2 separate regions of the Homo sapiens genome follow, and region 1 is linked to region 2. A link is an interaction called in ENCODE POLR2A ChIA-PET data of the cell type or tissue named here. Cell type or tissue: A673. All regions are shown on one strand. Links, peaks and the distances in the headings refer to the core of each region. The heading gives the core; the rest is flanking DNA.

What was found. ChIA-PET counts read pairs that join two places held together with the same protein. Peaks named below come from ENCODE experiments on the same cell type or tissue, not always from the same donor. Only the 100,000 strongest peaks of a DNase experiment are listed, where the experiment ranks them.
Region 1: POLR2A ChIA-PET joins it to region 2 with 6 read pairs; 13 of 35 experiments call an interaction of 5 or more read pairs at or near these places.

What each region holds. Positions count from the first base shown.
Region 1 is chr5:91,355,227-91,359,624 of GRCh38, forward strand. No RefSeq gene overlaps it. Among named protein-coding and RNA genes, the nearest start is that of ARRDC3-AS1, 23 kb to the right of the region's middle. In A673, for the core only: no CTCF peak of the experiment used is centred there; no DNase peak of the experiment used is centred there.
Region 2 is chr5:91,298,819-91,303,216 of GRCh38, forward strand. It overlaps LUCAT1 (lung cancer associated transcript 1), which reads right to left. Exons shown (of 5, transcript NR_103548.1): 5 at 4,168-4,343. Among named protein-coding and RNA genes, the nearest start is that of LUCAT1, 13 kb to the right of the region's middle. In A673, for the core only: a CTCF peak has its summit at 3,676; no DNase peak of the experiment used is centred there; H3K27ac peaks cover 599 bases.

The DNA.
Region 1 (4,398 bases), core at 161-4,160, 56 kb after region 2:
GCAATTCTCCTGCCCCAGCCTCCTGAGTAGCAGGGATTACAGGCATGTGCCACCACATCCGGCTAATATTTTTGTATTTTTAGTAGAGACAGGGTTTCACCATGTTGGCCAAGCTGGTCTCAAACTCCTGACATCAGGTGATCCACCTGCCTTGGCCTGCCTAAAGTGCTGGGATTACAGGCGTGAGCCACTGTGCCCAGCCTCTCTTCCTCTTTTTAATAAAGCCATAGTCCTATCAGATTAGGGCCTTACCCTATGAACTCATTTAACTGTAATTATCTCCTAAAGATTCTCTCTCCAGATACAATCACATTGTGGGTTAAGGCTTCAATATATAAATCTCGGGGGGACATAATTCAGTTGATATCAGTAACCGAAGTTACTGCCCAAGTATTTTTTGAGCATCTGTCTTAATCATTGCCCAAGTATTTTTTGAGCATCTGTTTTGTACTCAGCTTGATCCATGCATTGTGAGAGCTGAAGGGTTGGGTGGGAAGAAGTACAAAAGAAGTAACTAATATAGTTCCTGTTTTCAGGAGCTTATTGTCTTTTTGGGGAGGTAAGACCAATAGGTTGTAAATAAGAACAAATGCTGTGAGGTAGAGTGAATGCTGAGGGCACTCCAGAGTGACAGGAATCAATAAGGGTTGGAAGGGGCCAGGAAACTTTTATGTATTTATTTATTGAGATGGGGTCTTGCTTTGTTACCCAGGCTGTATTTTTTCATTTTATTTTGTTTTTTAACACAGTGTCTCGCTCCATCACCCAGACTGGAGTGCAGTGGCATGATCTTGGCTCACTGCAACCTCTGCCTCCTGGGTTCAAGTAATTCTCCTGCCTCAGCCTCCTGAGTAGCTGGGATTACAGGTGCATGCCACCATGCCCAGCTAATATTTGTATTTTTAGTAGAGGCAGGGTTTCACCATGTTGGCCAGTCTGGTCTCGAACTCCTGACCTCAAGTGATCTGCTGGCCTTGGCCTCCCAAAGTACTGGGATTTCGGGCATGAGCCACTGCGCCCGGCCCCAGGCTGGTTTTGAACCAGGCTCAAGTGATCCTCCTGCCTCTACCTCCCAAAGTGCTGAGATTATAGGCATGAGTCACCAGTGGCCGGCTGATCAAAAAAACTTCATGGAGGAGTTTGACACTTATTCTGGGTTTTTAGAATGGTTGGAAGGGAGTAAGGAGTGTGTGACAGGACAGAAACCTAGACCAAGAGAGTAGCAATGGTAATGGAGGGAAACGGGCCAAATACCATCTTGTTCTCACAGAAAACGGACTTTCTAATTGAGGCAGTGGAGTGAACGGGTGAAGAGAGTGGTTCCTTTAACAAAAATCAGAAATTCCAGGAGGGAAAGTATAGGGATGTGGTTAGATATATGAGGAAGGATGAGGAGTTCATTTTAGAAATATTTATTTTGAGAAACTGGAGAATTTACCAAGTAAAATAACTGTAATGATGTTAATAATAAGGGTAAAGAGATGAGTGAAAGTCGGACTGATGACAATAGATGTTTAAATCGTCACAGGGTTGATAATTTAAGCTGAGGGAATGAATGATCTTTTTGAGAAAATATGAAGAGTGATGTATGTAAGAAAAGACCTTAGAAACCATCACCATCACCAAGAAGGATCTAGCAATAGTTAATGGCGTAATAGCAGGAAACTATTGAAAATATAATGGATCCAGTTCTAATTTTCTCAGTTTATACATAGCATTTAGTGCTAAGTAAAATAAATGTTTGTTGATTGACTTGATAATTGAAAGAATGTTAGAAGTTTAAAATTCAAAAAGCCTAATGTGCATTAGGGATTTAAAGAAAAAAATATATACATACTATGTTATATATAAGTGTGTGTCTGCGTATATTTTAAATTTAGAGATGGGATTTTGCCATGTTGCCCAGGCTGTGAACTGCTGGGTTGCTTTTTCATTTGCTTGTTTGTTTTTTTTTTCAGGGATGTTTTGAAGTCAAACCAGTTTTTCCACTTCCGTTTAATTAAGTGTTTTGAGCATTATTTATTATTCATAACACTGAAGAAATGAAAAGCTGAAGAGATTCTCCCATCACATGAAAGGATTAATTAGTTCAGTTTTCAGAGGCGTCATCTGACCGTCAGACAGTCCAGGTACATTCACTGAGGCATTTCCAGTGGGCAAGGAGCCTGGGAGAGCACTGCGCTGCGACCTAGTTTTCCCTTTGGAATCAGGTCCTCTCTCCTGCGTTTACATTGGCCTCTCCCACCCCTTGGCAGGTCCACTCCCATTGACCTTTCTCTCTGTACCAGCAGCTGCTGCTGACAGTCCAGCCGTAGTTACTTCTGTGAAAACAGTGTGTAGTGGTCTGCCTTTAAATTTCCTATTCCCATCTGGACCTCCCTTAGGAGCTCAATGCTGCTCACAGTTGAACCTGAAATTCCAGGTCTTCTAATCTCTTCTCTCCAACTGGCAATATTTACCACTCTGATGTCTAGTTCTTGTGGAGTCTTGTTGTGGGATGCATGAATTTTATGCTAATGGGGTATTTCTGAAGACAAAGCCTTGGGTCAGATAAAAGGTTAATTGATATGTGTAGTGTGACAGTAAAATGCAAGGACTTTAAATTCCGACAATCCTGGATGTGGATTAGTTTTAATTTGACAGCTGTGTGATTTGAGACAGTTGCTCAATCTTTTTGTGAACGTTGTTTCCCCAACTAAAAAAAATAGACAAAATACTAATCTTTGAAAGTTGTTGTAAGGATTAATAAGATAATGTACATAAGGAGACCTTGCACAATACCTGGCATATTGTAAGAGCTTGATAGGACAATATTTATATGACATACCAAGAAAATATGTGTGCCATTTTCCACTTCCCAAATCACTTTACATGGGTTTAGAAAGGAGATTAAGAAAGACAAACATACAAACTTTTCCCTAATTTCAGAATATATGCTCCAAGTACTACCTGGTTAGAGCTTTTTGATTCCTATGATGTTATTTTGTAAGCTAGTGCTTCACAGTGCTAAAGAATAGTACCTTAGAGAACTTAATGCATTAATCGATTTTCCTTAAATTGGAACTTTTTTTTCTCCTTTATTGAATCAAGAAAGTTAAGTGTCAAAGAGGCATGTAGATTATACTCTAAGGTAACAAAACTCTATTACGTTGTATTTCATTAGAGCTGAACCAAGGGCATTTTGGAAAGAAATCGTGCTGTGTAATAAGAGGGATTGTTAGCAGAGACTTTTTGCTACCATTTTCTCCAAGCTTTTCCATTCTGTACTTGAGTAGCATTGTCCCAAATAGAAATATCCCAGGATCCCTTTTTCCTCTTGAAAGACTCTAACATTAAGACTAAATTGGAGATTACCATGGAAGTAAATGACATTAAGGTGAACAGACAAATATTCAACCTCCCTTAGAAGGAATGTTTCTGCTTACCTTATGGTCTTCCTGTTTCCCTCCCTTCATTATGTAAGCCAGAGTCAGCAGTACCTTTACCATAAATAAGCAGGCAAGTGGCTTTGCAGTGGCTCCTGAGTACCAGCCAACTCTTATACCAACTAAGACTCAAATGCTCTTTCTACAAATTAGTTTCCTAAGCTTTGTGTACACACACACACACACACACACACACACACACACACACACACACACATACATAAGTTATAATGTATAATCAAATATATTTCTGGCCAGGTGTGGTGGCTCATACCTATAATCCCAGCACTTTGGGAGGCAGAGGCAGGCAAATCACTTGAGGCCAGGAATTCAAGACCAGCCTGGCCAACATGGCGAAATCCTCTCTACTAAAAATACAGAAAATTGGCCTGGTGCAGTGGCTCACGCCTGTAATCCCAGCACTTCAGGAGGCAGAGGCAGGTGGATCACCTGAGGTCAGGAGTTCGAGACCAGTCGGGCCAACATGGTGAAACCCTGTCTCTACTAAAAACACAAAAATTAGCCAGGCATGGTGGTAGGTGCCTGTAATCCCAGCTACTCGGGAGGCTGAGGCAGGAGAATCGCTTGAATTCGGGAGGCGGAGGTGGCAGTGAGCCAAGATCGTGCCACTGCACTCCTCCCTGGGTGATAGAATGAGACTCCATCTCGAAAAAAAAAAAAAACAAAAACAAAACAAAAAAAATCCCAGAAAACTAGCCCGGTGTGGTGGGCCATGCCTGTAGTTCCAGCTACTTGGGAGGCTGAGGCAGGAGAATTGCATGAACATAGGAGGCTGAGGTTGCAGTGAGCTGAAATCCTGACACTGCACTACAGTCTGGGTGACAGAGTAAGACGCTGTCTCAAAAAAAAAAAAAAAAAACAGAAAAAAGAAAAATCAAATACATTTCCTAATACATAATTATGTAGTAGTAAATACATAATTATTTACTAATAATTTCCTGGAGATTTTTAA
Region 2 (4,398 bases), core at 255-4,254:
TTGCCCAGGCTGGAGTGTAGTGGCACAATCTCGGCTCACTGCAAGCTCCGCCTCCCGGGTTCACGCCATTCTCCAGCCTCAGCCTCCCGAGTAGCTGGGACTACAGGCACCCACCACCACGCCCGGCTAATTTTTTGTATTTTTTAGTAGAGACAGTGTTTCACCGTGTTAGCCAGGATGGTCTTGATCTCCTGACTTTGTGATCTGCCTGCCTTGGCCTCCCAAAGTGCTGGGATTAGAGGCCTGAGCCACCACACCCGGCCAGTTTTTTAATTTTTAATTGCCAAATAATAATTGTACAGGTATATATTTATGGAGTAAAGTGTGCTGTTTCCATATATATATATATATATATATATATATATATATGCGCACACACATATATGAATGATCAAATCAGGTTAATTAGCATATACATCACCTCAAATATTTATCATTTTCTTTGTGGTAAAAATATTTAAAATCCTCTCTTTTAGCTATTTTGAAATATACAGTACATTTTTTTTCTTTTCTTCTTCTTTTTAAAAAGCAGAGACAGGGTCTTACTCTGTCACCCAGGCTGGAGTGCAGTGGTGCCATCTCAGCTCACTGTAACTTCCATCTCCCGAGTTCAAGTGATTCTCTTGACTCAGCCTCCCAAGTAGGGGGGACTACAGGCATGTGCCACCACGCCTGGCTAAGTTTGTATTTTTAGTAGAGACAGGGTTTCACCATGTTGCTCAGGCTGCTCTTGAACTCCTGACCTCAAGTGATCTGCCCTCCTTGGCCTCCCAAAGTACTGGCAATACAGGCGTGAACCACCACGCCCAGCCTATTTATTTATTTTTGGGAAAGAGTCTTGCTCTGTTGCCCAGGCTGGAGTGTAGTGCCACAATCTCGGCTCACTGCAACCTCCACCTTTCTGGTTCAAGTGATTCTCCTGCCTCAGCCTCCCGAGTAACTGGGATTATAGGCACATGCCACTATGCCCAGATAATTTTTGTATTTTTAGCAGAGACAGGGTTTTGCCATGTTGGCCAGGCTGGTCTTGAACTCCTGGCCTCAAGTGATCTACCCACCTTGGCCTCCCAAAGTGCTGGGATTCAGGAGTGAGCCACCACACATATTTTATTTAAACAATCTGCCTCAGAGCCAGTCATTTCCTCTATTTTATTGCTGCTATTCTTCTTCTTTTCTTTTCTTTTCTTTTTTTTTTTTTTTTGAGAAGGAGTCTCACTCTGTTGCCCAGGCTGGAATGCAGTGGCAAAATCTTGGCTCACTGCAACTTCGGCCTCCCAGGTTCAAGCAATTCTCCTGCCTCAGCCTCCTGAGTAGCTGGGACTACAGGCATGCGCCACCATACCCAGCTAATTTTTGTATTTTTAGTAGAGATGGGGTTTCACCATGTTGACCAGGCTGATCTTGAACTCCTGACCTCAGGCAATCCACCCACCTCGACCTCCCAAAATGCTGGGATTACAGGCATGAGCCACCACGCCTGGTCTTATTGCTGCTATTCTTAATGCCACGTCAGAACTTTATTTTCTTTTCTCCTTGACTATTATTACTTAACTATGTACACTGTACCAGAAATGCTCTCAACAGAGGGTGGAAAACATACAGAATCTTGGAGACAGTGAGTGGGCTAACTGGTAAGTACCAGCAGAGATTCTCATAGGTGCTCATCATAGGTGCTCAGACTGGTGAACATAAAAGAACAATAATCTTTTTTCTTATTCATAATTATATTGACCTTTTCATAACATGAGAGCATATACTTTATATCTGGGACTGTAAGAGATTAATAGCTTTATTTTTATATCTTTTCAATCTAATCCCCAGTTATTTTTTTTTTTTTTTGAGATGGGTTGTTGTTCTGTTACCCAGGTTGGAGTGCAGTGGTCCAATCTCAGCTCACTGCAACTTCTGCCTGCCCGGATCAAGCTATCCCCCCACCTCAGCCTCTTGAGCAGCTGAAACTACAGGTGCGTGCCACCACACCTATCTACTTTTTTTATTTTGGGAGAGATGGGGTGTATTAGTCCATTTTCGTACTGCTATAAAGAACTGCCAGATGGCCAGGCGTGGTGGCTCACACCTGTAATCCCAGCACTTTGGGAGGCCGAGGCGGGCGGACCACTTGAGGTCAGGAGTTTGAGACCAGCCTGGACAACATGATGAAACCCTGTCTCTACTAAAAATACAAAAATTAGCTGGGCGTGGTGGCACACACCTGTAGTCCCAGCTATTCGGGAGGCTAAGGCATGAGAATTGCTTGAACCCAGGAGGCGGAGGTTGCAGTGAGCTGAGATCATACCACTGCACTCCAGCCTGGGTGACAGAGCGAGACTTTGTCTCAAAAAAAAAAAAAAAAAAGAAAGAGCTGTCGAATGGATCACTTGAGGTCAGGAGTTTGAGACAAGCTTGGCCAACATAGTTAAAACCCCATCTCTACTAAAAATACACAAATTAGCTGGGTGTGGTGGTGCGCGCCTGTAGTCCTAGCTGCTCTAAAAAAAAAAAAAAGTTTGCAATCTTCATGAGCACACTGACTACAAGAATGTTGAACACTGTCAAGCAAAGAAAACTCGATTTCCCTTCATTTCTCCCAAGTTTGACTTTGAAGGAGAGAGAAAGTTTTCTTATTAGGCATTGTTTTTGCTCATGTGCTCAGATACAGCAAGCTAATAAATCTGTCAGAGAAAAATTTACATTTCTCAGGAGATTGAACATTCACACCAGCCAGCATTCCCATCAAGGAACATGAATACATAAATGTACATATACTTGAAACTCTACAGTTGTTGTTTCCAGTGTTTTAAGCTTCAGTTCATGGGCTTGTTGACATATGAGAGTCTTCCCTTTTGAAAGTCCAAACAGATTGAAAAACAAATTGTGAAATCACAGGATGACACTAAGGAATATTGCATCACTCTCCTCCCTGCCTCAACACCCCCACTTCCATTTTCTGCTCAAAAGATTTCCTAACATCTGAGAGCATCATCAGTGTAAGTTGGCATTTAAAAGGGCTGAAATGGTTTTTAAAGCTTCCAAAGCATTTAACCTTAAAAATCATATATGGAACAAATTTACCACTGAAAGTTAATCTCAGATATGTTTATGTCTTTTATTTATTTATTTTTTGACATAGGGTCTTGCTTTGTTGTCCAAGCTGGAGAGCAATGGCACGATCACGGCTCACTGCAACTTCGACCTTCTGGGCTCAAGAGATTCTCCCTCCTCAGCCTCAAAAGTAGCTGGGACCACAAGCACACACCACTACACTCAGCTAATTTTTTATTTTTTGTAGAGACACGGTCTTGCTATGTTGCGCAGGCTGGTCTCAAACTCATGGCCTCAAGCAATCCTTCCACCTTGGCCTCCCAAAGGGCTGGGATTACAGGGGTGAGCCACCATACCAAGCCTGTTTGCATCTTATTCCATTTGAAGCACAACTAAAAGGAATACTGTTTTGTCATCAAAACAATATTAAGATGGCATTTCTTTTACTTGTTGTTTTTACTGTTTTGATAAGTAGGAAACAAAGAAGTAAAGTTCGTTCTAGTAATTGAGTTGGTTCTAGTAATTTAAAACTAACAGTAAAAGAAAATCACAATGCTGTCAGTTCCAGCGGCCTTTACAGGAAGAGTGGTCGATCATAAATTCATTCTCATTGGTGGATGCATCGCCAACTAGAGGCAGGCCCAACAACAGCTTCTTCTGTTAGAGAGGCCCAAAGCTGGAACATTTCAGATAGATTAGCTGTGTTATAGTCAGTGGATGCAGCCCCAAATAGAATGCTGTTCACACTGAATTTTGACATATTACTCAACAAATAATTATTAGTGCCTGCTATATTAGCTATTATTGTTATTACTATTGTCAACTTTGGTCATTATTATATTTCCAATACAGAGATGAGTGCTCAACACATAGAAAACAATCAGTATGTATTTATTAAATGAATGAGTAGGTGACTTAATCAAGAGATAAGAATTACTACTTAAAGAAGAGTAATTTTGCCCATGTTTTACTGTGTAAAAACAGCACTTGATAACGAGCTATATTTATTTTCTTTCAGAACCCTTCTTTGCTAAAACTTTTTCTTCTGTCTCTACTGCTTAGAGTCAGTGAGCCCACACACTCAGGTTCAGGTTGATTTTCTTCCTATTTGTGGGTGTCACCTATGTATCTGCCTTTTCAGGCAGTGAAATCATTCCAAAAGTTCTTGTTGACTGCAAGAGCTTGAAGGCTCTTTATTTGTGAGGGGATGAGAATACTGGCATCCATTGTGTCTTATTTAGTGACTGAAATGTGTGACACTGAGCAAGGCCTTTATCCTCGGGTTGCCTCTGTTTATCCATCTGGAAAAGGAGAAGGACAATACTCACTTGTCTGGTATGGAAGTGATTGCCAAGG